6 separate regions of the Homo sapiens genome follow, and all the other regions are linked to region 6. A link is a loop called in an ENCODE intact Hi-C map of the cell type or tissue named here. Cell type or tissue: endothelial cell of umbilical vein. All regions are shown on one strand.

The links. Hi-C counts contacts between places; a loop is a spot of excess contacts. Peaks named below come from ENCODE experiments on the same cell type or tissue, not always from the same donor. Only the 100,000 strongest peaks of a DNase experiment are listed, where the experiment ranks them.
Region 1: it touches region 6 in a loop (10-fold over the local background); 16 of 110 quality-filtered maps call a loop at or near these places.
Region 2: a loop joins it to region 6, with 12 times the contacts of the local background. A loop is called at or near these places in 30 of 110 quality-filtered maps.
Region 3: a loop joins it to region 6, with 6 times the contacts of the local background. A loop is called at or near these places in 6 of 110 quality-filtered maps.
Region 4: a loop joins it to region 6, with 3 times the contacts of the local background. A loop is called at or near these places in 11 of 110 quality-filtered maps.
Region 5: a loop joins it to region 6, with 16 times the contacts of the local background. A loop is called at or near these places in 68 of 110 quality-filtered maps.

The regions. Positions count from the first base shown.
Region 1 is chr2:209,958,203-209,963,202 of GRCh38, forward strand. It overlaps UNC80 (unc-80 subunit of NALCN channel complex), which reads left to right. Exons shown (of 65, transcript NM_001371986.1): 50 at 917-952; 51 at 1,287-1,505. Among named protein-coding and RNA genes, the nearest start is that of RPE, 42 kb to the right of the region's middle. In endothelial cell of umbilical vein, a CTCF peak has its summit at 3,023 (motif pointing left); a DNase peak (open chromatin) is centred at 3,009; H3K27me3 peaks cover 211 bases.
Region 2 is chr2:209,574,457-209,579,456 of GRCh38, forward strand. All of the region lies in intron 2 of MAP2 (microtubule associated protein 2), which reads left to right. Among named protein-coding and RNA genes, the nearest start is that of MAP2, 150 kb to the left of the region's middle. In endothelial cell of umbilical vein, CTCF peaks have their summits at 3,106 (motif pointing left) and 3,314; no DNase peak of the experiment used is centred here; H3K4me3 peaks cover 49 bases.
Region 3 is chr2:209,523,973-209,528,972 of GRCh38, forward strand. The region is part of intron 2 of MAP2 (microtubule associated protein 2); the gene reads left to right. Among named protein-coding and RNA genes, the nearest start is that of MAP2, 100 kb to the left of the region's middle. In endothelial cell of umbilical vein, no CTCF peak of the experiment used is centred here; DNase peaks (open chromatin) are centred at 2,099 and 2,829; H3K27ac peaks cover 3,227 bases.
Region 4 is chr2:209,473,763-209,478,762 of GRCh38, forward strand. The region is part of intron 1 of MAP2 (microtubule associated protein 2); the gene reads left to right. Among named protein-coding and RNA genes, the nearest start is that of MAP2, 52 kb to the left of the region's middle. In endothelial cell of umbilical vein, no CTCF peak of the experiment used is centred here; DNase peaks (open chromatin) are centred at 399, 2,789 and 3,259; H3K27ac peaks cover 1,835 bases.
Region 5 is chr2:209,553,663-209,558,662 of GRCh38, forward strand. All of the region lies in intron 2 of MAP2 (microtubule associated protein 2), which reads left to right. Among named protein-coding and RNA genes, the nearest start is that of MAP2, 130 kb to the left of the region's middle. In endothelial cell of umbilical vein, a CTCF peak has its summit at 2,900 (motif pointing left); a DNase peak (open chromatin) is centred at 2,879.
Region 6 is chr2:209,423,628-209,428,627 of GRCh38, forward strand. MAP2 (microtubule associated protein 2) reads left to right here and starts at 420. Exons shown (of 16, transcript NM_001375505.1): 1 at 420-649. RefSeq lists a silencer at 101-490. In endothelial cell of umbilical vein, CTCF peaks have their summits at 238 (motif pointing left) and 2,023; DNase peaks (open chromatin) are centred at 304 and 2,014; H3K4me3 peaks cover 1,734 bases; H3K27ac peaks cover 1,690 bases.

The sequences.
Region 1 (5,000 bases), 530 kb after region 6:
CTTCTCTTGTTGTGGTGTAACTCAGATACTGGCTATACTAGTTAATATTTTACCCGTTTCATTCCATCTGTGTTAGCTTTAAATATTCCGACATACACAAAAAGCCTAATTAGCTTCCTCCTACAAGGAAGATTTAAGATAGGGCAAACCCAAAATCAGCTTAAGAAAAAGTTCTTTTCCCAGTATGGAATAGTTGGCCTGGAAATCATAAGGAGAAATTCAATAATTTTTCACTCTCTCTGAAGCCTATTTTTAAGTGTGTATCATTATTCATGTAAAGTTAATTCCCTGCTCATCATATATATTCATATTAAAAATAAAACAAAAATAAATTCCAAACCCAGCTATAAATTGCCTGGTGTGATGGTTAACTTATGCCTCAATTTCCTATATTAAGGGAAAATGATATACTATAGCTTAAGTGATATTTAGGGACTTCTCTAGGCTCACTGGATTAAATGAGGGCTTCTAAAGAAGAAAGAGGGCTTCTAAAGTCTTAGTATCCATGAATCATAAAGCAATAAGTCTCCAGAACTGAAAGGAAGTCAGCCATGATTCTCCTTCCTGTCACTTAAGACAGAGCACATGGTATTAAAACTATAACTTAAATTTCAAAATGTCCAAAAATTTCTCTCATTTGGCTATATTCTATGAGTTTGTATATATTTTTATAATAGTCGTCTTTACCCAAATCACGCAACAATAAAACAACTTTTGCAGCAGCTATAATTGCAATATATGTGTTAGCCAAATGAAAGATAAAGCCTTTATGTTTTAGGAGTAATATATGTATATTTGTGAGCTTATCAAAATGTATAGCTTCAAGGGCTTTTCATATGAAAGTCGATAAGAAGCCCCAACCAAAGGACCCCGTTCTTGCTCTAATAGTTATGTAGACTGTTTTTCTGACTCCCAGGTACCAGGAACAAGGAGCCAAACTGCACTTTATCAGGTACAGAAAGACTTGCTCTAATTTCATACCAGTTCTGACATCTTGAGATGATTGCCTTTTAAGCTGGTTTATGGCTCTATTAGATTTCATTTGATGCATAACATACTATTTCTGGGTAAACCCCCAAAAGTGGGTTTACTACAGTTTGGGATGACAGTCTCTTCTAGGCTGCTAAGCTTTCTTTATCCTTCGGATGAGGTTCTCCTTGGCCTCACCCTACTGATTCATTAACTCATTAGGAATCTTATATTTTTCTTCAGTGTGATACCCTCTTCTCACAGCTGCTACATGAATACATTTTCAGACCCCTAGTTAATCTTTCACAATTTCCCAGGGAAAACCTTCATTTACTGGAGGAAGGGCAAGGCATTCCCAGAGAGGAACTGGATGAACGAATTGCTCGGGAAGAGTTCAGAAGACCCCGGGAGTCCTTACTGAATATTTGCACTGAGTTCTATAAGCACTGTGGGCCACGGCTGAAGATCTTGCAAAATCTGGCTGGGGAGCCTCGGGTCATTGCCTTGGAACTGCTGGATGTGAAGTCTCACATGAGGTACTGGCCTCGCTTTCCCTGCCCCAAGTGTGAACACAGCTTGGCCCATGTGTCTGAATGTGTGTGTTGGGTTGAGAGTGGGGGTTCTCCAGGAAAAACTCTTAATATAGAATGATTTGTTTCCGGTGACTTAGGTACACATCATACAGAACCCTCTGCTAAAGTGTGCATTAAGTCCATCAAACAGGATCTTAGCGTGGACAAGGGGAAAATGTTCTTAAGATAGAAAAGCACAGTTTATATATGTGCTTCTCAATAAAAGAGAAAGAAAGGGAAATTTTATCACCTGAATTCTTAGAAAAGTAGCCTTCTTCTCACTACTATTTACTGCCCAGATTCGAATTTTTCACAAGAATTGAATGTTTCTTCTCTGTTATTTTACATGAGGAATGCACAACTACTTTCTGCTTCTAGGGTCCCTAAAAAGCCAGTAATGAGCCCTGCAGGGAAGTAAGCAGTTTTAACTCAGCCAACTTGGCTTGGGCCTGAAATCCCCTTTATATAAACAGCCTTCCAACCGTTAAAAAAATGTGTCCTGGTAAAAATTCTGAACTAGATGAGGCCAGTCGTCATTTACATGTTTTACTCTTAGTGTGCTAGGGAAAGGCCCCAGAATTACTTCCCTGTGCACTCGTATTTCGTCTTCCTACAGAGATGCCATTTCACTTGAAATTCATGCTAAAGGCCGTATTTGTGTTTCAAAAGGAACGTGATTCCAGAGGACCTTCTATTCAGATTTGTAATTGTTTGTTAAGGGTGATAAAAATCCCTTCAAAGAAAAATGTCATGGGTAACAAAAGATTCACTTGGAAATTTTAACGTATCTATAAAGGTAAAAGTAGAGTTAGGTTCAGCCACTTCCAAATAACGTTGCAATTTCACAAAACTCACAGTTTCCTGGTTATTGCCTTTTTTTAAATTTAGAAAGTACTAAATGGAGGAAAATGAGAAGACAGAAATGTACAGTGAGCATAGATTCTTTTTCTTCCAGTGTAATTTCACATTCTTTGAATTGTGGGCACACACCCAGTACTGCCCTGGAGAACCCCAGAGCCTCACTGGAGTTCACACTCCCTGCTGTGCAGTAATGGGGAAGAGCTTATTTCACACTGAGAAGTTCAGCTCCTAGATGGGAGCCTTCAGAGAAAGGGGAGGGACATTTGGAGTGTTAAGGTACTGCTGTCATAGCAACTTAGGAATCTATTCAGCCCCTCCACTTCCTTTCCCGCTGGTCTTCTCTAGCTGACCTAAGCAATTCTGTGAACAGAGAAACATCACATTCCCAGAGTCAGAAAATCATTATGACCAATGGCCATTTTGTGAGAGAAAGGGAAAAATATTCCTAAAAGATGGATGTGTGTGTGTGTGTATGTGTGTGTGAGAGAGAGGGAGAGAGAGAGAGAGAGACTATGAGATAGTGACTGTCCCATAACCTGACTGTATTTATACTCTTCTTAGGGCATTTGGAGGGAGGGGACAGCAAGAGTCAGAGAGGCCTGGCGCTCCCTCTAGAGGCCAATACCTATTAAAGGTTAAATGAACTGGAAATGATTTAGCTCTGTGCCTGGCACAGATCTGGACACAATAGATACTAATGCTAATGAGAATGGTTCAAATACTATGTTAAACACTGGGGATGTAAACTAAGGTCCTGGTCTTCAAGATTATCACGGTTCAATGCAAGAGGCACATAAGAAAATAACTATGATACAAAGTTGTAAGTACTATAATCACATTTACATTTATGTATTATTATATAAAGGATTTGAGGAAACTCAGAAAATATTTGAAGGGAGAGTGTATACAAATTATAGAGTCAGGATAATGTGAAAGATTTTCAAGGAGTTAATTATTTTTATGATAAGATTAGCACGGGAAATCAATATAAGATCATATTAGATATTATTCATGAACCATAAATTTGACTTTCTTAGTTATCAAAGCAAAGAATGAAAAAAAGATTAATTACAAAATCATAATATAAATAAGTTAAAAACAAAACAGTTGCTCGGTGAAACAATACTTTTTTAAAATACGAAGAACAAGAAAAATCTTGTAGGGGCCAAGGGAAAATTTCCCCTTCACTCTCTGAAGGTTTGCTGAAAGTCAACTGATAAAAGGCAGATCATAATCAAAAAGCATGAAAATGTATTTGATCATAGTTTTACCTGACACAGGAGCCTTCAGGATGAAGACCCAAAAATACAGGGGAAGCTCTCCATTTTTGTTTAAGTTTAACAAAGTATGGATAGCCATGTATAAATATGACTGGACAAAAAGGGTATGATCCCATTCTAATAGACCAAGTGAGGAAACCCAGCATGGCCTGTATGTTTGGATTCTTCTTGGCCTCTCTGGTTAGCATTCCTTCCTTCTGGGAATGGGGCAAGACCCTTTCTGGAAAGGGGGCGTTGTTATGACCTACAATCAAACAAGATGGGTCAGGTAATTTCTTTATGGCTAGTTTTTACACAGAAAGATGGGGGAAATTTAGTGTAATATTTTTAAGTTTTATGGCTGGCTTCAGGAAAAAAGGTTCTGGTTTCAATGACTTGCTTTGAGGAAAAGGGTCTCCAGTTTCCATGGCTAGCCTTGGAAAAGAATGAGAGGCCACAGAGAGGAGGGCAGGAGAAGATCAGTGAAAAACCTTGGCTTCTGAGGTCTTCATTTTGGCGTATTGCTTTCTGAGCTTCAACAGTCTCCTGGTTGGTGTTTGTTAAAAGGGAAGAGTAGTATGATGAACAGAGTCCTCAACAACATCCCCATAGTAGATAAAGTGCTGGTTGTACATGGCTGGATGCCTGTTAGTATATAAAGTTGGCACAATGTCATAATGCAGTTCAGCAAGAGCAATTGATCTGAAGCCAGGATAATGTCATTCAAGAGCACAGCTATTTCATGGCCTGGATCAATAGGAGGGCAACATTTTTATTGCTCAGGGAATATTTAGACTAAATGCCCTTTATTAACGCAATTTCTCACAACAAGCTTTTGAAAAAGACAGGCCTGCCATAGTCTCTGACCAAATAGAGACATTCTGTGTTGCTGATTAGGGGCAGATCCAGATGCTTTGAACTTATACTAAGCAAAGGATGTAATTAAGGCTCTCCTATAAGTTAAGTGCGCACTTGAATATGTGTAAAAGTTGGAGCTTAATATATAAATTTGCGAATTGAGGGTAGTATTAAATCGTTCTTAAATTATAAGAATAGATAATGTCACCCAAGGATGAAAAGTTGATTTTTAAAAAGAGAAAGAGAAATGGGATGATATAAAAAATGCAAATGTTTGCCAAAATAATTTGAATCAAACCAACAAGTTAAGAAACATTGCTAAGGCAATCTATACTTCTGAATTTGCAGAATGTATGGTTGATTACAAGGCTCTTGAAGAAAATATTCTTGATTAGAGTCTCTGCCCTACAGAAATGTATTGCTTCATTTGTCCAACCCAGTGCTGCCAAAGCAGCTGGATAATAGAATCTGCAAATTCTCT
Region 2 (5,000 bases), 150 kb after region 6:
ACACAGACACAGAGATTATGGTTTCTTTATCCATTCATCCATCTACAGACACTTAGATTGTTTACATATCTTAGCTATTGTGAATAATGCTGCAATAAACATGGGAGTCATTTTGTACAACTCACGCTACCCAATCCCGCATCCATGTATAGCTTCTCTAGGTATTAGGTTGAACCATTTGAAATTGGCATTTTGTAGGTAAAAAGTAATATAATTTTATCATTTTGTATATCTAAGACTAATGTGCTGATTATGACACTTTTTGTCTTTTTTGACCAAAATATATTTTTGTGTGGACCAACTTTGTTGGAAGAGAAAATGTCATCTATAGTAAATAAGGCAAAACAGTGTTCAGTGATTTTGGATATCATGATAATTTGTAAAATACTTACACATCTGCCTATTTGATTTAGAATAACAAACTCAAGAATACTAGGGGAAAGCATAAGTATTATTTCTATTATAAATTTTTGAAAGTACAAATTTTAGTAAGTGTAGTCATATCTCTACAAAGGTCATTCCAAAATATTTTGGCCATGAGGCAGCATTAATTTGTCAAATTTTATTTTAAAAATCTAAAAATTATAATTTAGCACATTTTAATACCAAGAGAAGGCATGATTTATCAAACAAACTCTTTCTGAGCATTTAAAAGCTGATAGCCCCATGCTAGGTACTTTGCAGAATTCAAAGAGAGTAGGAGACAAGTCTCTATTTAAAATAAATTTACATCCTATAATAGAAATTATAAAACATATTGATTACAAAATATATGGCAAGGAAGGCCGGGTGCGCTGGCTCATGCATGTAATCCCAGCACTTTGGGAGGCCAAGGCGGGCGGATCACGAGGTCAGAAGATCGAGACCATCCTGGCTAACACAGTGAAACCCCGTCTCTACTAAAAATTCAGAAAACTAGCCGGGCGTGATGGCGGGTGCCTGTAGTCCCAGCTACTCGGGAGGCTGAGGCAGGAGAATGGCGTGAACCCGGGAGGTGGAGCTTGCAGTGAGCCGAGATCGCGCCACTGCACTCCAGCCTGGGCAACAGTGAGACTCCATCTCAAAAAAAAAAAAAAAAAAAAAAAAAATACATATATATGTGGCAAGGAGTCGCTTACAAATAAAAGGCAATATTTTTAAGAAAGACTGAATATATAGAATAGGGAAGACAATATGGAATACAAAAACTTCTCTTGTGTTTAGACATTCCAATTCATCCACTAGTGTGATTTTTCATATTCAGTCATTTAAAAAACATGTTTGAGTGCCAGTACGCTCCAGGCACTGTTTTAGGTGCTTTGGATACCAGTGTCCCAAACATGTAAAAATGACTGCCCTCGTGGAACTAGCGGGGTGAAGTTAGAAGTAAATAAGAAAAGTTTATGCTATGATAAGTGCTATGGAAAAAAGTAAAATGCAGCAGGGAATGAAAAGCCATGGAAAGGGCATGGTTGCAACTTTCATTATGGTAGTTAGGAAAGCCCTGGTTGGAAGATGATCTATGAGCAAAGGCTTTAAGGAGGTAAGGAAGATAAGTCTCCATTATTCATTCCTGGAGAGTTTAGGTAGTCATACACAAATACGCAGACCAATATATTTAGGGAATGAAATCAAAGTTATTTCAGAAGAGGCACAGGGGTGAATTAACTAAATTTGGGAGTATAGCTAAATCAGATTCTTAAAGATCAGGCATCTACAATGAAGCAGATATGACAGAGGGGTGGAGTCATAGTATCTCATCAAAGTGAGAAAAGGAAGTGTGAAGTTAGGTTTCTGCTAATTTATTTATTTATTTATTATTTTGAGAGACGAAGTCTTGCTCTGTCGCCCAGGCTGGAGTGCAGTGGTGCGATCTCGGCTCACTGCAACCTCCACCTCTTGGGTTCAAGAGATTCTCCTGCCTCAGCTTCCCAAGTAGCTGGGACTACAGGCATGCACCACCACACCCAGCTAATTTTTGTATTTTTTTTTTTAGTAGAGATGGGGTTTCACTATGGCCAGGCTGGTTTCAAACTCCTGACCTCAGGTGATCCACCCACCTCAGCCTCCCAAAGTGCTGAGATTACAGGCATGAACCACCATGCCTGGCCTTCTGTTAACTAATTTATTAAATGAAGTGTCTTGAAAAGGAAATCCTGTTTCCCACTTTTTTTCCATTCCCAGAACCTGTAAAGAGTCTGAAAAATATGTATGTGTGCCATCACAATTGATTGAATGGATGAATGGTGGTAATCCAAGGTCTAAAATACTGTCAGACAGAAGAAGGGTAAGGCAAGCATCAGTTTAGGCTTTTGGGCATAAATATGAAAAATCTAAAAATTCACAGAAGTATCTCAATTGTCGGTTGTCTTGTATTCTTAGAATATGACATACCTAAGGGCAGTAATTATGTTTCACATATGGTACTTACTCCATGTTGGAAACAATTGGGAAAAAAAGAAAAGAAAAAGAGTGTACCAACTCATTCTCATGTACTGAACTAGGTATCCCTAAATATTAAATGACCTCCAGAGAGTATTAAATGTTTTTGGAAGCTGTGCTATTTTTTTAGACTGACCAGGACCCTGTTATGTGCTTTCATGATAGAATATGATTCATGTTCCCAGACATAAGTCTTAGGCATCATTTTTTATGTTCAGAAGTGAACAGAAGACAATACATTAAAATAAAGCATTCACTTTGAAAAATCACCTCATTATCCAAAATCACTGAAGAAAAATAGACATTTAACAGGGAGATTATATTTAAAGGGGCATTTTTTTTTTTGCGGGTCGGGGGAAGAATTCTAACCAGTATGTAGGATTCACTAAAACCTGAAATCTCTTGTGATTATTACCTGTGGTAGTCATACATTTTCAAAATGTGATTTATTCATTTTATAGCTACATACTGGGGAGAGAGGATGATGATGGTGGCAGCAACTGTCTTTTAGACATCAAAAAAAGCAGTATGACCCTATCTATAGATGAGTTAATCCAAAAGCATTGAATCATATAAACTGAATATTGAAAGAACAGTTTGGAAAGAAAATAAAAACAGTAAAATATGAAGGTCAAAATTCTAGCCACATTTACTGAGTAGTTTAGAAAGATTTTAAGAAATTTTGCGCCCTCCAGTGGTTGTTTTGGAATGAATTATTATCATTATTATTGTAATTTTTAATTTTACCTGGGCTTTCCATTTTCCAGCTTCATTGTTTTTGGTAACCCAGGAAAGTTTAACTTGTCTATACCTAGAAGGTGCCTTGGGAGACCGACTCAATTTGATTACCCAGTTTTATGCTTGCAGAAATAATGAGGCCAGTAATGATAAGAGTGCCTAGTATGTAATGATGAAGTTCAGGCTCAACAAGATAGGTTCACAAAAGGGCAATCATGCTTGATTTATCTGATTGCCAGACTGGAAATGAAAGAAAAGCAGTGACATAATTACCCCAGATTCCTCAGACCTCAAATACAATCCAGCACAGATATTTGCAAAAGTCTTCAGAATGATTGCAATGCATTTTAAAGAGGGACATACATCACTGCTGTAGCAAATACAAGAAGGTTTAAAAAATCAAAGACAAAGGATGTTTCTGGAATCTGTATTGCTTGCAAACAGAACAAAAGAGAGCAGGGAAAGAAAGTCACTTGGTGAGAGAAGAAAGGCAGAGGATTGAATCAGGAAACGCTGCGGGTGCCTGGGTTTTGTGACCTTGGTCATATTCTTTGGGCCTCAGCTTTCTCACCTATGAAACAAAGGATGTGGACTAGGCTAAGTGGTTCCATGAAGCCAGTATTTGGATAGAGGCAAGGGGTAGCAGAATTGATCTCATACAAAAGAACTGTAGTTTGAATATTTATGAAAGCAAAATTAGCTAGTGATTAAAAAATGGGGCAGAAAGGTGGCTCAAGGAGAATGCAAATTTATCTTAATTCAAAATACAGTATAAAACTGATGGAGGCGATTCTTTCAAGAAGGAAAAAAAAAAAAAGAAACATATCATCTGTCTCTCAATTTCCTTCCCTGTAGTCTCATTCTCTCTTCTCTGCCATCATATTTTTTTTTTCTTGACTTTCTGTTTCCAGTAACCATGGTGATGCTTCTTCCCAGCAACCTTCTTCACAGCTGGCCTTTTTGGTTCTCATCGAATTTTGCTCCATTCACTGGTTCAGGTTGCTAACAATGCTGTAAAAATTAACTTATTTATTGACATTTTTCTCCTTCCCTTTTCCCCAGGAAATAAATGCAGGAAATTATTCCACACTTAACCTCCCTACACAAGGGCACTGTAAAATAGGGATATTCAACTGCTAATTTCAGTTGCTAACATGGAGGGGATACAGATTATGCCAAAGATTGAATTCTCTGCCTGGGCCCTCAGGGACTGAAAAGCCCCAGGACCAAGCTGGTTGCCACCTCCTTTTGCTTTTGTATGTAAATAGATTGCCCCCAGAAATCACATATCGGCCCTGGTTTTCTAATTCTCTGTTTTTTTTTTTTCTTTTTCTCTTGTAAGGAAAACATGGCCAAGTGCATAATTATAACTGTTAAAAGGGTATTGAATTTTCTGTAGGAAAATATACATAAATATATGCATTTCTTTAATGAAGATATTTATTTTGGAATATAAATAAGCAATATGCGATAGTTAAAAATATTGTAATTATCTGCCAATGACAAAACATCAACAAATCTCTGATGTCCTTAATGCAGATAATAAAAATTCCCATAAACTAGTATTTAGTCATGTCCAGTTTGTGTAGCTTAACTTGTTTGTAATCCTATATGCCTGAAAACTGTTTCTCTATTTAAGCGGTGTGTGTGTGTGCGTGCGTGCGTGCGTGTGTGTGTGTGTGTCTGGCATTAACACAAAGGAGACCAGATGATGACATTCATAGGCTGATAGACTCGACTCCTGGGGACACACTTGGATGGAGGCAATTAAAATGCCTGTCAGGCATTTGGTACCAGAAGCCCCTATGGCAAACCGCTAAATCGTAAGTGAGGGCTGCATC
Region 3 (5,000 bases), 100 kb after region 6:
TGCTCACTGATGACTGGTACCATTTTTACTTCCCCCATTTGCTAAATACTCAAAATTTATTTGAGCTTTTTTTTTTATTAAATGCAGCGAAACAATTTAGTGCATCAAAAACTACATATTGTGGTATGAGTAAATGTTGTTTCACAGCTTATTTTAGCATTCTAGAAAGGTTGGCATGGAAACCTTGAGAAGGCATTTTAGATGCTCAGTGATGCATAAAGGCATTCATTTTGAAAGTCCTGTTTATCTTATTTATCCCAATTTAGAATCAATTTTAATAGTTATTTGTATCTAATTTTAGAAATATGATTTTTTTCAACAGGCAGAAGTAGTTTCTTTAGTCTTTTTCTTTTTTTTCTTTTTTTTATTTTTAACACACATAATCCAGAGTCAGGGAGAGTTTTCAACAATTAAGCAATATAATTCACTGGATAGAGATATACATTGGAATCATTTAGATTTGGTTTCAAATGCTGGCTGTTAGCTTTATGATAATTGCTATGTTAGTAGCCTCGAAACATGAGATTAAACATTAAGATAATAGCAATAAAAGGAAATAAATAAGGTAATACATGCAATACACTATACAATATAATATGTTACCAGGTAATATATGTAACACACTTGCATAAAGTATACATTCATCAACTTTCATTATTATATGTGTAAAATAATAGAGCTGGAAAAAGAAAAATTCAATAAATTACTTTGACTCAGGAACCTTTTCATCATTCATCCTCTTTTCAGTCTTTCTGTCTTGCCTGAACACTGGGAAATGTTGGTTCAATTGAATCACAAGACATTCACTAATTTATTTATGAATAAGCTTCTATGGATTACAAAGGGTGTGAAAAAAGTTAATATCAATTTTTTTTTCAATTCATTACCTGTTGTGTTTGTTATTTGGTTGTTGGTGGATCTCTCTTACCCCATGATAATTAGGGACCATCAGTGTCCCTTGGGATCCAGAGACCTGGTTTCAATTTTTGTCTCGTCTGCTAAGCAGCTGTGTTACCTTGAATAAGGAAATTCAAATCTTGAGACCTGGGTTTTCTTGTATATAAATTAAATGGAGATGAGCCGTATTATTTTTAATATACGTTCTAGCTTTTATCCATATTTTTCCAGTAGGATATTAGAAATTAAATAAAGACTATTCTGTATCTACCATCTCTGTAGACATGCTCAGAGGTTGTCAAACATTTTGGAAATGACTTTTGTTAAGTGAATTAGCTACTAATTTTTTTAAAACTTAGAGTCACAAAACAACTAGCAAATAAATGACAATTATTTCTAAATTTGTTTTTAATATAGAGATTAATTTTTCATATCTATATTTAGAAATGACGTCTTCTAATTTTATCTAGGCATAAAACAGCTAAAAAACTTGATATAGTCTATACCAAAATAACCCAATAATAAAAGTAAGTTGTAATGGGAGAATAACCCAAAGGAGCAATTTTCATGTGAAAAATTTTCCAGTGTATGAAGAATTGTTATTCACGGAAGGCTAATCTGTTGGCAATGTCTGTTGCTGAGCTGAAGAGGGTTCTGACAAAGCAAGCCCATTCCTGCATGGACTAAGCCTTCGAGTGGCCTTGAATTAGAAAGGAAGATAATTCTGCCTCTGGAAAAAGATATCATAGTGTAGTTATATAGAAATTACTCCTCAAAAGTTCCAACCCTTCTAACTAAAGCTTTACCAAAAGAATCCCAAAGAAGATAAACTTTCAAAATTCCGCTAAATAAAAACTCCATTGTCCTTTCAAAAAACATATACATTCTCAGGGAATTTTGTATAGTTCAAGATTATATAAATAACTTTGTCCAAACTCTTAGTTTCTACATTTCTTTAGAATTTCTCTTTTTCTCCTAAGAAAGTCTGGGGAAAAAACTCTTCACTATAGTAACTGATTAGTTCCATTTCCTGTCATATTTCTTTTCTTGTGGTTGCTGGTTTCTAGCCAATTCTATTTTTGCATTTATTTTCCCCCATTACATTCTGTTTCTTTTTTTTCTGGGTAGAAGAATTTTTGTGTTTTTCATTTTGTCAAAATGGAATTCTTCTCATGTTATGTCATGATTTTGATATTTTCAAGCTTAAAAAGCAACACAGAGGAGGTTTGTTTACATAATGAAGCATATCATGGGCTTTTTACAGAAGGTCTGATAATTCAGAAAGTATTTTCAACTAGCAGTGGATTAGCAATGCCTACTTTTTTCATAAGTCCTATTCTTTTGAGCATAGTCAGCTTGAGGCAGCTGTGGTTTAAAAGAGGAAACTAGGAGTCTAGGAAGTGACCTCATGAAAATGCAGAAAATTAAGAGTTTAAATAGTAATAATATACAAAAGCAAATAGCATATTTCACTAAATGTCTGAGTGCCTGAGAATTCTGGAAGTGGAGGGAAATCCAATTTAAAGAATATAAAATTAATATCCACATGTGAGTACATAGAGAGAAATACAGAAGGGGGAGGCTGAGAGACCTTTCTCAGGCTTTCGTTTTTTGGTTTGTTTCTTTATTTTTTTCTTTCTTTTTTTTTTAAAGAGCACTCTAGATTTATTTGGGTAAAATACGTGAGTATTTGCTTAGGATATATGCATTTATAAATTTAAAAGAGCAAGGATTCTCCCTGGGGCAAATCTTTCCTTGGATCATTGAAAACTAACCAAACAGTGTCTTCTAACTAGATTATCTTCATACTAGATCCTTGCAGAAGTATTAGCTGACCTAAGTCCTATTTTTTGCCACCCTGAAAGTGAAAGAAGGAAGTGCTGCTATAATAAGAACTGTAACTAAATCTAACGGCATCCCTGTTTTCTGATGATGGTCATGTGTTAGAAAAGTTTCATTTCATACCTGAGATATAAGATGTACAAATGTCTTTCCTAAGCTTGATCATCCATGGCAGATCTATGATGGAATATAGTGGGGAATCTGTAAAGCTGACTGACTACAAAACCAACAAATACTTTTTCTTCTCTCCCAGATTTACTTAATTAAACCAGGAGACTTGTGAATATATGAATAGGACAGAGCTCCAGGCAGATGGACTTTTATGAATTCTGCACCCTCACTATCTGGAGCTCTTTATACTAATCCTGGCATCTGGGAGAAAAGTGATTGCAAAGTTACACATTAGAATTGTCTCATTTTCTTGTGGCAGTTCTTAGTGTGATATCTGGTGGACATCGTTCCTGTATCACCCTGTGTAGAAATAAAAAAGAACACTTAATCCTCACTTACTCTACCCTGTATTTTTCTCCATAGCATTTCTATATTACTGATATATCTGATATATTTTTTTGTACAATTAATTATTGTTTCACCTAACTAGAATGTTCATAGAGCAGGAACATTTTCTGTTTTGATCACTGATGAGTCCCTAACATCTAGCCAAGTTTTTGGCACATCATAGTTGCTCAATAATATCTGTTCAATGAATATGAATTTAGTCACTATTTTCACGCATACACCGATGCCTACTGTTGTCTGGTCTTCCCCTCGCAGCCGTGTACTCCGCCTCTCTTCTTTCTCACCACATCCCACAATTCCCATCCCACTAGCAGCTTTCTTCACAACAATGAGGTTACATACTTGATTAAGGAACCATCTCTTATGGATCTTTCTCAGGTGCTTAGTGTGACACCATGTGTGGCTGTGCCCTCTTAGAGGTGAGAGCTGAGCTCCTGATTTGGCTTCTTTATGCCCTTCCTTCATGAAGGACAGTGGTTCTCAGAGTGTCCCCTGAACCAGCACCATCAGCATCACATGGGTACTTGTTAGAAATGTAAATCTTTGGGCTCCACCCCAGACCTAGTGAATCAGAAATGTGTGGCTGCAGCTCGGTAACCTGCGTTTTGTCAAGTCTTCCAAGTAATTCTGATGCTGAAGTTTGAGAACCAGTGAGAAGACATAGATTGCCTCCTGGCTTTGTTTTTAACTTTTCAAAATCCCTGTAATTTCTCTGGGCATATTTCTTCAGGAGATCCAAAAAGATTCATATTATACGAAGTTCTCTCTCTAAATTAATGCAGGGGCTTAACATTTATTTATTAAATTATGGGCATGGTAGGCATAGATTATATGTCCCTGTAGAATCTTGCAAGGTAGAAGCCATCTTCCCCCCCTGCCCACCCCAGAAAATATGCAAATTCAAGTTTCTAGAAGACTGGGCTGTAATTCCCATTTATTTTTAAGTGTATACCTACCTCCTTCATCCCCCCAAACTTCCCACATGGTATATGTATAAATTCAACCCTAGAACCTGTTGTAGGTGAGCCACAGCTCTTCAGGACAAATACTCAAAATCAGTAATTGTATGTAAAGCTAAAAATTAAACTTCTTTAGAATGGGAAATATTACGTAGATATTATATAGTCTTCTTTCTTGGAAATTCTATGTAATTCTGTTTTAGAGAAAGATAGGAATGGTTCCTCACTTTAAAATTTTTATGTACTAAATCTGCTTTAATTTATAAAATAGCAATATAATGTTATATTTGCTTTTTTATTAAAACCACTTCTGTCATTTATGGGAAAATATTTCAGTTGCCACATTTCATTCTTAACTTGATTATAATTTGGTTAACATATTGACAGTTCAGCCTTTTGAATGCTTGACTTCTAGTCCCCAGACCTTTCACTGTAGCTGAAAGAGCATCAGAACTTGGGTTCTTTCTCAAAAGAGGACCTGGAAGAATAGCTGAGCCCATGTCATCTTAGGACTATATATATATACATGTATATGTACATAAATATACATGTATATATGTACATATGTATGTATATATGTATATGTACATATGTATGTATATATGTACATGTACATATGTATGTATATATGTATATGTACATATGTATGTATATATATGTGTGTGTGTATATGTGTGTGTATATGTATATATGTGTGTATATACATATATATACACACATATATACACACATACATATATATACATACATATGTACATATACATATATCCTCAATCATTTTTT
Region 4 (5,000 bases), 50 kb after region 6:
TAATGAAAAATTAGAACTTAGGAAATAGAACTAAAATTATTTATCACTGTCTTAATAGCACCTTATTAAACAATGACTAAATACATATTTGTATCCTTGTATTTTACAGCATATATTTTAAAAAAATTATCACATATTACTTCTTAAGGTTTCACTAGGAGAAAATGTGATTATTTCTAGCTTACTGTATTTATTTGCCTTATGCAATCTTTGTCTATTTCTGTGTGGTTTCACCACTTAAGGATCTACTCCGCAGTGCTCTACTCACATTCCACAAACCTGATTCATGTTGTTTTCTAACATTGAACCGATCTGAGGAGGCAAACTTTAGAAGTAGTACTCATTACCTTAGATGCTCTCTATAGTGGTTTACCAAGGGGAGCTTGAGATATGGGCATACTGCCAGGTGTTGAACCAAAGCAATTTTGGCTACAACTGATTTGTGGTTTAATCTTTGTAAATGTACTTAACTTTGGTCTAAGTTTTAGGAAGTCACTGCAATTCAATGGAGCCAAATGTGTAAGTGCCTAAAGACAATGACTTTACTGCATGTGTTTTGTCAGTTGGATTTTTTTTTCTTAGATAGTGAAAGTTATGAGTCCTTTGTATAATTTATGTTACAGCATGATAGGAAGGCAGTTATATCGCTGTTAAAATAATTATTTATTGCTTATTCCACCAGCCCAGGAACAATGCACAGTCTATAAAAGCAGATTCTCAATGCTGGTTTCTGACAAATAGTATTCCATTACATTCTAATATAATAGTATGGACCATTATATTCCATAATCTCCTGCTTTGAAGATCAGTATTGTTATAAGAAAGAAAGAGAGGGGAGAAGTATATTATATATGAGTGTGTATGTGTATGTATTACAAAAATTAACTGTTCGTATAAGTAACAAAGTATAACTTTATTACACCACAAATACTAGGACAAATGGGTGCTACTTAAAGCTCGAAATGGGTGATTTTCAGGCAAATAAAATAAAACCGTATTTTACTACACAGTGAGTAAAATACATGGAGATTGTTACTATATGCATACATATATGCAAACAATTTAAATCTATAAATAGGCATGAGGAAAACATATATATTTTTCTCAATTCAACAATATTATTTCTGAATCCAATTTGGTCAGGATTTATCTTCTCCCTCCTGCCAGAGATAATTTCAAATATCTTTTTCACTTTTTGCAAGTAATGGGTTTTCACTCTAGTATTATTCTTGATTGGGTGAAAGCATTTTTTTCCTACCTAATAATTTTCTATGTGTATGAAGAGGAATGAGTTTTAGCTCCATTTCTTGTCTTAATCCTGCAGTCTGGAAAATTGATTTATAGTTAGATATCTTTAAACACAATCTGTTACAGTAAAGTAATTTGCTCCCGTCATGAAGTTTACATAAAAATGGTAACATCCTACTGTGTGTTTATACACGTACACAAATCACAAGTCAGTGAATGTAAAACCATCTTCTGATCAGTTCTTAAAAATGCATACTTGTAAGATTTTGTCTTTACTCATGGTAAAAATATATAAACTGTGTATAGAGTTCTCCTCTTGTTTTTATTTATTTAAGCCACTGTATACAACTCTGAACTGAAAGGCCAAATACTCCCTTTCATCTCTGCTCAGTGCAATTGTCCTGAAACTGCATTACTTTATAACATTAGGGAAAAACATAGTATTTGAAAAAATAAAAACATTTAGAAATAAATGTTTAGCAGAGATATTACTATTTCATCTAAGGGTACATATGAGAGGAAAAGCCTCATAAAATGTAAAATCAGAAATTATATAAAATAGTGAAGTACAGCTTAGGGGTCAAATCAATATTGTTATGTTCAAGTAGGAAACAACCATTTTTTGTTTGAAGAGCAGGCAATAAAAAAATTCAGCCTATTTGAACTACTGTTCTATTAATGTGTCAATTTTAAATAAGCATCAATCTTTGTATCTATGTATTCTAGTTTTTAATGCATATTTAACTTTAACACTATGTAATTATGTCAACTTGTATGGAATATATTTATAGTACTTAAGTACAAGAAATATGAACACGGTGGATCACAGTTTAGCAGTATTCCAGAACCTTCTATGAAGAGTCTCTAGAAAAACTGTAAATTTCTTTTCTCTAGGAAAAACTGATGAGAGGTCAGTTGGTACATGCTGAATGTTTATTAGACAAAGCTTTCCATTTCTCTCTTTCAGAGAAGACAATTTTAATATAACTCAAAATGCTTTTTTAAATTTTAGATTGAATGTATTTTACTATTCTGGGAACTTCTCATCTTAAAAAAAAACAAAACAAGTTTCTTATCATCCAGAATAGAGGAAGGTGCATCTAGAATAAACATTTAGAAAATACTTTAAAAATGGGTATGAATTTTAAGCCAAAGCCTTCTCGAGACCATGATTGTGGATCCTAGTTTTGGAAATGAGAGTTCTGTCCATCTCAAAGTGATAGCAGTCACTTGGAAAGAAGATCTATTGACCTCTGACATAAGATTGTTTCCTATACTTTGGAATTAAACATCTCAGTAAACCGACGCTGAAGAAAGAGATCCATTTACAGAAAGTGGTAAATTAGTCAAACCTGTAGTAGTCCTCCCCACGATTTGTTTTTCTTAGTTTTTTTTTTTTTTTCATCATTCTGCTATACGTATAATTCAGGCTGTAATTTAGGAAATACAATGCTACTTGCCACTAGCCATCCTGAAAGTGAAATATAGTATCCTGGTCAGAGCCCTATTTCCCTAATGGTGATTAAAACTGGGCAGAAAGCCCAATGTAATAAAACAGTCTCCAAGCTTTTTCACCAACCTTGGTCTGGGAAAAGCAACATTAGAGGTTTTATGTCTTGAAAAATATACGACGTCCATATGATTAAGTGCTCTTCATTTTCTTCTCAACCACAGGGTGCACATTCAGGCCTTAATTGTGCCAGCTGTTCTCTTAACCCATCACCTAAATATTGCTTTTGAATATAATCCGTCTTGACACAAAGCCTTTTAAGTTTTCTTTATTACAATTGATCTTTCTTATACTAAATTAAACTTCATTTTCTCATTTGAGAAAAGTGAGCTCTTTGGAAAAAAAATAAAAACAGATTTTTTTATTCTGCACATGTAAAGGCAATTCCTTTTTCCTGTCCTAATTGAATTCAGTTAAGCATTCAAAACCTTCATCACAAAGATTGGCTGAGCTATTTTTCTTTTTAAACAAGGCCAAGTTTTGTTGGCACCCATGACGAAGACCATACTGTGAGAGGGCAGGCTGCCAGCAGGTTTAACATTCAAGTCCAGAGTTTGATGACGTCTTCCCCAAGCTTCATCAAGAGTCTTGCAACAGAGCCACCTTGCAGGCCATTGGTGTGCGTACTGCACAAGTGTTAGTTTCTGTGCTTTTCAGAAGATTTGGAAACAATGAAAGTGATCCATTCACTTTTTCATATACAAAAAATTAACGATGGAATTGGGGAAGCTGAGTGAAGGGTATGCCATAGCCTGGGCCACTTTGTAACTGCTTGTCAATCTTAAACTATTTCAAAAGAAAATGTTATATTGAAAAAAAAGCCACAAAAATGAAATATGAAGAAGTCAAACTGTAGTACATAAATATGGCTCTATTAAAAAAAATTAAAAATAATGACAATAAAGAATACATCATGATTTTTTTTTCTTTCCATTGCTTTAGCCACATGTGTGAAAGGTTCATGCTATTCCTAAAACCCTTTACAATTGTCTTTAGTGGAGGGCACAATAAAGAACATTAGGCTATTCTTTAACCAAAGGGAAATAATTTTAAATGGATATTTAAGTCTGTCTTAATCTCTACCTATGCTTTCTTCTCTTCCCCCTACCTCTCTCTCCCCTTCTCTGCATCCCTTCTAACATTTTTCCTTCTTTGTCTCTCCACTCTGACAGTTCTGATGTTGAAAATACTAAAGGTTGGGTATGGTGGCTCACGCCTATAATCCTGGTTACTCTGGAGGTTAAAATGGGAGGATCACTTGAGCCCAGAAGTTCAAGACCAGCCTGGGCAACACAAGTGAGGCCTCCTCTATACAAAATATTAAAAAAAAAAAAAAAGCCAGGTGTGGTGGTGCATGCCTGTAGTCCCAGCTACTGCGGAGGCTGAGGTGTGAGGATGGCTTGAGCCTGGGAGATTGAGACTGCAGTGAGCTGTGATAGGGCTACTGCACTCCAGCCTGGGGAACAGAGCGAGACTCTGTCTCAAAAAATAAAATAAAGATACTAAAAATACTGGTAGATTACTCTTATTCTATTGTATTAAGAAAGTGCTACTTGGGCTAAAGTTTTGTAGCACCTGATTAGGATCAGTTAGGTGTGGGGAAAATAGAATGAAAAACAAACAAACAAAAAATTCTGGTAAACACGTCATTATTGCTAGTTACCTGTAAGAGAATGACATCAATTTTAGTGGTTAGGAACCCAGCCTCTGAAATCAAGCAGTCCAGTTTAAAATCCCTATCATGCTATCTCCTGTGACCCTTAGCAAGTGACTCTCTGTGCCTGATGTCCTTATCTTTAAAATGGAGATAACCATAATATTATCTACCTCATACATTTATTTTAAAAACTATGTGAGTTAACGCATCCAAAGAATTCCCAGCATAGAGCAGCACTCAGTGATTATTAGCTTAATTATCTAATTGAAGACAAATGTTTACTACTGCCAAGTTGAAAATGTATCTGGATATTTGAAATACAATTTACAAAACCTCACTATAGAAGAACGTGAAACAGGAGCAGTAAGAGATAACATAGTTGTGTCATGGACACCCAGCACATCACAGCTGCTGCGACTCTCCTGTTGCAGAGTCCACTTTCTAAATATATGTAGGGCAGGCATACATAAATAATTTAGGTTTTTGATGTTTATCATACATTATTAAAATACCAACTTCTAGTGACTGCTATCTTCAACTCACTATAAGGTTCCGCATTTTTATTTTGTTGATATGTCTCCCATT
Region 5 (5,000 bases), 130 kb after region 6:
TAAACTATTTTTATGCCTCTATTTATCTTATTTTTGGGCTATCCCTTCTACACTTATTTAATTTGTCCTCATCCCTAAGTGGCGTATTTGAGAATGTTATCATTGCCTAAATAAATGTATTACATTGAAAAGAAGAAGCATCTCTTAATTTCTTGATAGTTAGTGGTATGCTGGTAAAGTGGCTGTCAAGGAGAGTGGGGAAAGATGTAAAATGCCCTAATTTGTAGAGTTAGCGGATTTCTGTATGTAAATACTACTCCTGTGGCCAGTTTCAAGCTGTCCTCGTGATGTCACTGACCACAGAGTTGAGAAAAGAAGCTCACAACTGACTCGAGAGTGGGTGGGAGCTGGGTCCAGCATATACACCGTGGACAAGGGATCCAATGGGTGTGTTCAAGATACCTGTTTCACAGTGTAAACTACTGAGAATGAAGGCATGACAGAAATATACAGTTCTATCTCAGGAGATGACCTTTTAGCTCTTTGACTCTCATCTTAATACTTGCTTCTGCTTTTTAATAAAGCATTGAAATTCAGTCTTTTGGGTATTCAAATCTAAACTCTCCCCACCAGATCCTGGCTTGGCTCAGCCTGTAACCCTTGGCAGCTAGGTGGTCTCCAGAAGAAATCCCCTGTTTATTCTGCCTGCTCCAAATTTAGCCCACTACTCTGGCCACAGCGTCCTATATTCTAGGACTGGTCTTCTCCACTCTCTTCTACCCGAGGGTGTAGGATTCAGACAGATGTAAGCATGGTACCATTGTGAGTTAAGATGGATGCTGCCACAGTAGGCTGCTGTGAAGAATGCAGACTGGAGAATGAAAGTCTAATAGGTTGGTTTGGGGTCGGGTGCAGTGGCTTATGCCTGTAATCCTAGTACTTTGGGAGGCAGAGGCTGATGGATTGTTTGAGCATAGGAGTTTAAGACCAGCCTGGACAACGTGGTGAAGCGTTGTCTCTACAAAAATACAAAGCTACTCAGGTGGCTGAGGTGGGAGGACTGATAGAGCCTGGGATGTTGAGGCTGCAGTGAGCTGTGCCTGAATTATTCCACTGCACACCAGCCTAGGCAACAGAGACTGTCTCAAAAAAAAATTAAAATTAAAAAATAAAATAAAAGCTCGTTTTGGGACTAAAATTTTAGATTCATTTCGGTAGCAGGTAAACTGTTACCACAGAATTTAAATACACAGTAACTATCTGATAAATATTATATATATATAATTTATATATGCATTAAATATAATATATACACATTTTATGTATCTATCATATATAAATATATATATTATTTTTATATATATATATAATTTACTTTCTGCCTTGTTTCAGAAGGGATTTAAAGTGTCAGAATTTTAGGGGAGGCATCGAATGGGCAAATATAATCATAAATCCTGGTTCTTGGGGCTTCCAACTTCATGTCTGGAAAATAACAGATGATTCATACAGAAGATAGCAAAAGGGTGCCCAGTGCCCGTCATAATCCTATCCTTCATTTTATAATCCTAGGTCTGATTTTTGGTTTATTTGTTTGTTTTGTATGTTTGCTTCTATTTACTGCCTAGAATTCAACTATGGAGGTTTATTTGGTAGAATTTATCTGCTAAACAAGGATTTATTACACTTAAAAAATGCACATATTCTGAGAAAGCTAAGATGCCAGCGAATATTCACTCAGTTCAGTTATTTTTAAAAAATTTTCCACATTCCCGGTGGAATCTGCTATAGGGGAAGCTGTTTTAATGGAGGCCGAGAGTTGGACAATTTTGTGTTATGGAGAATTCTGGGAAGAAGGAAAGACCCGGATGGGACTGTTTATTAAGGCTTATGACTGGACTGGAGATAAGGTAAATTAGCATTGAGAACATACAGAACCACAGGCAAAGTTCTAGTTTTTTAGTAATAAAGGGGCTTATCTATACATTTTCAATATGAAGGAGTCAAAATTGAAATTCAGCTTTATTTCTTTACTTCACAACTCAAGTTTATTTCTTTTATTTATCCATTCAGCATTTGTTAAATTGTTGGATTGTGCCAGGCATAGAGGTACCAAAAAGCATTTTTAGCTCAGATTTGTAGTATCATTCAAACATATCAAAAGTCTAGCCAGGAAAACCAAGCGATATTTAATATTTGTCTTTATAAACTGGAGAATGCCAATATTCTACTCCCATCCTTCAAGGATGAATTACAAAATCTAGTCACATTCTCAGCATCTGCAGTTTGTAACAGGCCTGGCATCCAGAAAGACAGCCTAGTGGTTGTGTTCTAACTATCCTTTTAATGGTATTAGTTCTGGAAAAGCTGGATTTTCTGCTTGAAAAGAAATTGAAAAGAGAAAATCATTTTCAGGCATTCTTTCTTTTTTTTTTTTCTTTTCTTTTTTTTTTTTTTTTAGAGGCAGCCTCTTGCTCTGTTGCCCAGGCTGGAGTGCAGTGCACCATCATAGTTTACTGCAGCCTCCAACTCCCGGGCTCAAGTGATCCTCCTACCTCAGCCTCCCAAGTAGCTGGGACTATAGGCACATACCACCATGCCCAGCTAATTTTTTAAATATTTCTTGTAGAGACAGGGTCTTGCCACGTTGTCCAAGCTGGTATTGAACTCCTGAACTCAAGCGATCGTCCTGCCTTGGCCTCCCAAAGTGCAGGGATTGTAGGCGCGAGCCACTGCATCCCGCCCCAGGCCTTCTTTCTTTTGAAGATTTGTGGTTCTACCATTTATTTGCTCCGTTGCCTTAGACAAGTTATTTCATTTTCTGTACCTCAGTTTCATTATCTCTGAAGTGGAGACAATACTAGGATCTGCATCCTAAATCTGTAAGTATTACGTGAACCTTGTAAAGTTCTTAGCAGTGTCTGGCACATAGTAAGTGCTACAACTCTGCCCTCTACTGCTTAGAGAGAAATGTGAGGCCTAAACATGGGTGCCAGATTTCAACCTGAAACACCTCCACCCTTGCATACACGCACACATACTGGCAACATAATCTGGCCTATTAAAAAAAAAAAAAAAAAAAGGATTACACAGTGAAAGAAACAACCAAAATGGAAGGAAATATCTTAACTAGAGGTAATCTGACATAAAACCATTGTAGCTGACAATGGCATATTAAACCCAAAAATGTTCTAACCTACGTTGTAAAAAAATTTAAACTACATATATAAAATTATGTCTTTACTGCTGAGATTCTTTTTTAATTATTAAGCAATGCAAAACAAAACAAAATAAGAATATTCAAGTATAATGCTTATCATTCTCCTAATGGAAATACAGAGTTAAGTGCTATATATTAAATATGTATTATTATAATTATACATTATTTGGGTGAATTAAGTTGACATCTACCAGATAAGGAAATATATTTTGAATATCTATGTTAACAGAAGATACTGTCCTTTCTTTTGAACTGTTTAAAATAATTTAACATAGTTAAGTAATACTCAGTAGGCTCTGGAAAATCTGTGATCTCACATTCACTGTTAATTCAAAATACACTGAATAAAATACTATTCAGGTTCATCTGAATCTTGGACTTACGGTTTCTAATTCTGAGACCAGACAACAGACTTGTGGCACCATCTTGTTCTCTCACATAATGGGAGCATTTTGGCTGTACTGAGAAGACTAAACTTTAGTCCAGTATGTGAGTCTCATGACAAATTGTTGTTTCCGTTACCTGTCTGGTAAGAAGAGAAGACTCCTGTCCAATTCTTCAAGAATGGTATGGAGGTAGACAGCAGGAAAAAAATGTGGTTTTTTTTCCCTGTTTAAGCTGCTACATTCCAACTTGGTTATGGAGTGTAAGCATGCACATTCACACCAGAGTGAATCGTGTGGAGGCTCTTGTCCAGTAGAGCCACTATCCAACTCCAGCATCAGGCATCACTGGAAGACTCATCAAGGCATTCTTCCAAGTGGGTTTACAAGTACCAGAATAGTCTGTAAAATGAGTCCTTGGCATCCTGAAATGGCCCTGGATCCCAGGGGCTCTGAAGAGTGAGAATGAGCCAGGTTGTCTTTAGCTTAGATTAGGTCCTGTTTTACTAGGCAGCTAAAGGTAACAGGTTGAAGTGATGCAGGGAGGAAAGATGAGAGAGCCTTTAATGGCTCAAGTCCATGAGCAGTGTGGGAGTGGAAAAAGCACAGGATGTGCACTGAGGGAGTTAGAATTCGGCTTATCCTCCTCTGTACTCTCATGGTGCCTTATGAAAAACTCATCGCAGAGCTGAGCACATTGAACTCTAAACAGTTTTATGTGCCTTTCTCCACCACTGTATCATGAGCTATTTGGAACACACACAATATTTTCTTCTCCAAACTTTTAATTTTGAATAATTTTAAAGCTACAGAACAATTGAAAGAATAGTACAATGAATATCTGTGTGTACTTCACTAGATTCACTAATTGTTAACATGATGACAATGTTATCTTTCTCATCTCTTCAGGAAGATATATATGTATATACCATGTGCATACACACATTCATATATCTACATAAACACACACACATATTCTTATTTTATTTCTTTCTTTATTTTTTTGAGGTAGGTCTTGCTCTGTCACCCAGGCTGGAGTGCAGTGGCGTGATCTTGGCTCACTGCAACATCTGCCTCCTGGGTTCAAGCAATTCTCCTGCCTCAGCCTCCCAAGTAGTTGGGATTACAGGCACGCACCACCAAGCCCAGCTAATTTTTGTAGTTTTAGTAGAGACAGGGTTTCGCCATGTCGGCCAGGCTGGTCTTGAACTCTTGACCTCAGGTGATCTGCCTGCCTCAGCCTCCCAGCGTGCTGGGATTACAGGTGTGAGCCACCACGCCCGGCCACACATTCATTTTTCTTCTGAACTGTTTGCAAGACACTTCACCTCTAAACACTTCGTCTTGTATCTTTAAAGACCCAGACATTCTCATTACTACAATACTGTTATCAGAGCCAAGAAATTTAACACTCATTCAATAATATTATCTAGTATGTAACCTGTATTCAAATTCCTTCA
Region 6 (5,000 bases):
CACAGGGGAGGGAAGCAGGGGGTCTGCGGAGGTTGCTCCCGAGAGACTAAAGCTGTTGCCCCCGATTTTCCAAGGACGCCAGTGAGGAAGGCCCGCCTGTCCCGCCGCCCGGGCACTGGCCTCACTTTGTCGCGGGAGGGGACCAGGGCTCTGGAGAAGGCCCGGGCCAGCGGCTGGGCGGGGCTCTCCGAGGCTCCCACCTCGCGGTCCCCGCCTGGCGGCCGGCGGCTGCGGCAGAAGGCGAAGCGGTCGTGCTCCCCCTCCCGGACACTGCGGCGGTGGCAGCGCCAGCCCCGCCGCGGCCGCCCACGGGCTCGCGGAGTCTGGCGGGACCTGCGCGGGGCGGGACCTGCGCGGGGCGGGGAGGAGGGGCCGAGGCGGAGCTGCTGCGCTGGGAGCCGGCTGGGGGCGCCGCTCTCAGTCTGGGGCGGGCGCTCGGGCTGCGCGGGCTCTGGGCAGCAGCAGCAGCAGCAGCAGCATCCTCTCTTCCTTTACTTCCCTTCCGCTTCTTTCTCTTCCTTCTCCTTCTTTTTCCCCCCCCTCCCCTTCTTCCCCTAACCCTTCTACCCCTCTCCTTTTTCTCCGGAGGGCGCTAAGTCCGTGAGCGGTGGCAGTCGCGACCGCGGGTGCATCCAGTTTCTGCGCCCAGGTAAGAGACCGTCCCCACCTCTGGCTCTATGTAGGGCGCCTCTCCTTTTGCCTCGGTCTCTGAGTAGAAAGAGATAGGAATGGGGAGGGGTTGTGTCTCGTCCTCTGGGACTCGCAGCAGGCAGTCTGGTAGTTGGTCGAGTGGCCAGCCGTGCACCTGGCGGAAGATTCGGGCCTGTCCTCTCCAGGTGTCACTGCGGAGCAGGGGGCCGGACGCTACTGGTACCTGAGCCCTGGCTTCGTAGAAGAGCGAGTGAGCTTGTTAGGTACCACTTTGAAACAACTGAAAACTTACGCCAGGTTAGAATACGTGTATCGAAAGCCAGTATTACCTGCGCTGTGGAAAGAAGGGGAGTGGATTCTACAAAGATAGTGGAAAATAGGAAATCGAGGTAGGGGATTTTTTTGTTCATCCAGCTGCAGAGAACTGCACACTGGGAAGTGAGTGAGTGAGGGAAGCCTTGTCCATTTCAAATCATGTTTCTCTGTAATTCCTTCAGAAACAGCTGGGAGAGGAGGACTGATATTTATAATTGTAGGAAAATGAAAAATAAATGCCTGGTGGTGTTGGAGGGCGGGGCACGAAGAAATGAGTCTGGTTAGGCTTCCACACAGTCGTTTTTCTTTTTAAACGTTGGGGGTGGACCTCTGAATCTACAGTGCATCTATTCTTTTCTTCCTTTTCTTTTTAAAAGGCTTTTTTGGTGGGGAGAGGAGGACTGCAGTGCTGGCTGCCTGCCTTCCCCCACCTCGTCTTTTGTTTAAGGATGGAAATTTCAAGAAAGAGTGTGTGGGGGGCTAGGAGTGGGGAGCTGTATATTTGGGTGTGTATAGGGGGAGGGGTATGGATGGAGTCAGAAAAAAAATCCTTGAAAACTGGAAATTAATGTTATTCTGCCTGGCATCCGGACTTCAGGATTTTTGTCAGAAAATAAAAAGCTTTCATTAGCAACAAGCCCGTTTGTGACAATTGCTGTGTGCCATCTGTCGTAAGCTCTTAGCACAATGCTTCCAGGACATAGACGCTTTAAAATTGAGTCCGGTGTAAAGGGTTTTTGTTTAAATGCCTAAACACACAAGTATGCACACAAATGTATAATACACTATATACATGTTACAAAAGGAAATAGGTACTTAAGAGACTGATTTTTTAAAATTGTATTTGAGGGTTTGGAAATTATGTTGTGAATAAAATCTGTAGTGCAAAACAAAAAAATATTGTTGGGTGGTATATAATTTTGGGTGTGAGGCAAAGGGATTGATGACTGTTGGTAAGGAACTAATTTAAATGTTAAAGGTATAATTTATTTTAAAATGATCAGTCTAGAAAAGGAAATGATTGCAAACTGAAATTGAGGTTTGCAGCCACAGTGAGGCGATGGAGAACAAAGCCTTCTATGTGAGCCACATTATGCAAAATGTCCCATGCATGAGCTGCAGGTACCAGCCCAGTTCAAAAGCATAGTTCTTTCACTATGTCATTTCACTGTGGACAATTATGATTTTTTTTGGCAGTCAAATAGATTGAATAAATAGAAGCCCTTTAGAATGCTTTTAATTTTATGCCCAGGGAAAAGATTACAGCCTTCCATCAGAATATAACACAAAGCAGCCCTTTAACCGGGCAATAGGTGTATTTTGGTAGAAATCCTTGTGAATTTGCAAATCATGGATGTTCCAAAAGCCCCAGCCCCATGCACACAAAGAACCCTTCCTTCAAGAAAAAAGGCATTTTTCTCATTCAGTAAGGATTATTATATTTGTGTGTGTATGTTTATGTTGATTTCCTGGTAATTTCATCTGATTATCATAGGTGTACATCTGCATTCATGATTTGTATATTATCAGAGCCATTGTGGCTTTAGGATCAGTGGTACATGCTGTTTATCTGTGGTTTATTTAATTTTAATTTTTCATATTTTACAGTTTGCTACAATATTATTTAATGTCCAAAGTTTTCTTTTTTAAAACCATAAGTAGAAAATTGCTTAACACACATCTGAAGATCTAAGTAATTTAAAAATAGAGCTACCTTTTATAAAATAATATTTTAGTTATATTAATTTTTATTTTATTTATCTCCTCTCTTATTTTTTTCCCTTTTCTAATCAAATAACCTGTTTCTTTATGGCTGCTTTAGTCTTCTATACTGCCATAGGAGGGCCAGTGTTTTCAAGAATTTTGAATTTAGGATTGTTCATTCTCTGCAGCACCTCTCAGGATGACTTGTTTACAGCACCTTCTCAGGGAGGAGACAGGGAAAGAATGTGCTGAAAGAGCATGACCCAGTGAAACTGGCACAGCCATTACCTCATCCTAGTAGGTACTTCAGATTCATTGAGAGAGCAGGCATCCTCTCAGTGGAAACCAAACACCAGGAGCACACCCATCTCAGGGCAAAAGCCTTTCTCTTCCCATAGCAGCCTTTACTAATGTCATTCCACTGAGGTTAAAGGGATATTTTCTCTTTTATGTATTCCTTTTCAGGGATCTTGAACTTGGTTAGAAATATGTAGCCAGAAATGAAACTTGGCACAGAATCCTCTAAGCCTGAAGGAATAATTTCATTCCTTTACCCCTTTTGGTTTAAACCAGTTCGCAAATTTTCTAAACATCAGAAGGGAAAAGGAAGAAAAATGTTGGTGTATTTTTGTGTATTTTCTTATCACACACACATATTTTGTATTGAATTTTACTAGCAGTTAGACAACAGACTGGACATGCTATTAACAAATGTAGTTGCACTGTTGGCATTTTAAAAAATCATTATTACATTTGCTTATAGGACAATAGGTGCATCCTTCAGTGATTCATTGATGTCCTTTTGAGACTGACCATATGAAACTGACATGGGGATTTTAGTATTCAAGTTGGTAACTCTGATTATTGAATCCTTTCAATACTTAATTTCCTCTTAACAGATTAAGATAAAGAATCTGAAATAATAGTTACAGTAGAAGATAGCACCACCCCCAGATCAATACTATCCTCCTTAATGCTAAAAGTAGTCACTTTAGGTAAGTCATTAGTAAATGCATGAACCTGAAGATAACAGTTTTGAAACAATCTCAAATTTTTTTGTCTCTGTTATAGATTAGTTAAAGATGCTAATAAACTCTTTGAGTCATATCTGATTCTCTCAGATATATCAAGTGTTTTTGCTACTTTAATTATCTCTTTACTATTGCCATTACCTTTATCTACTCAATCTAGACCTTTTCATGTAAGGACTGTATTTTGATCATTTCACCATATTTTCCCTCCCTTCACATCATTCTTTTTAATTCGACATTTGGATGTTAGACTTACTGTTCTCTAGCTATTTTGGTTTCAGTAATGTTACTCTCTTGATACAAATTTGGCCTTTATTTTTCATTAAGGAGAGCACTTATTACCATTTATGTATTTATTTATTCATTATGAGAAACAACTTTTGATATTCTCAGTTTTCAATTGCAGAAAATGATTCTAGGCACCAAAAGCAGTTAAAAGTCTGCAAATTAATATGTAGTACACAAAAGGCCAAAGTCAAGGGAGACAGTCTGTATGAAGGTTTGGGTGGGTGGGTAGGTGGGTGGGCGTAGAGGAAGATGTGGAATGAAAGCAAATTCTCAGCTATTAAAAGCTGTCCATGTAGGGTAGAGATGAGCCTTTTTGTCTAAGAGGGTGAAGAAGGAATAAATGTTTTGTTTTTCTGTTTCAACATATTTTGTCCCCATCCCTCCCCTGTCATGTCTTTGAACTAAGGCCATGGTGCTTCCTTATAAAAATTATACAGTATGTTTATTGGAAGGAGTTTTACAGTGAATTAGGTGAATTCAGAATTTTAAAATGATGTGAACACAATTAGATGAATTTTTATGAAAAACACTTTGAATCTAATCTTTGATCTTTCCTGTTCAAGACATAAGCTTTCCTTTGAATGGTAGTACTTTAACTGTAATACATTTTACTTAAACATTTCAGTAAAATTCTATGGAAAGTTAGACAAAATAAAGAGCTCAGGATCCTCTTTCAGTCTACTGTTAAGTTTATATTGTGGAAGTTGGGGAAAGTTTTAGACAGTTTGTTTTCCGTTAAAACACACACTAGAGGGGGCAAATTTCTTTTTTTTTTTTTTTGCTTTTTGTTATGTTAATGAGCAAATAATTTACTTTTAAGATCACATACCTTGACTTTTTTCTTTCCTTTTTTGTCTTCTTTCCATTCTCCTCTTTCCCTTTTCTTTTCTTCTTTACTTAGATTGCTCCTTTCTTTCAGTTTGTATTGGCAAAATAAACATTGGTCTTTAGAAAATGAAATTATAGCCTGATATTCTTATTGAAATTTATTTTTCATTATATTTATATTTC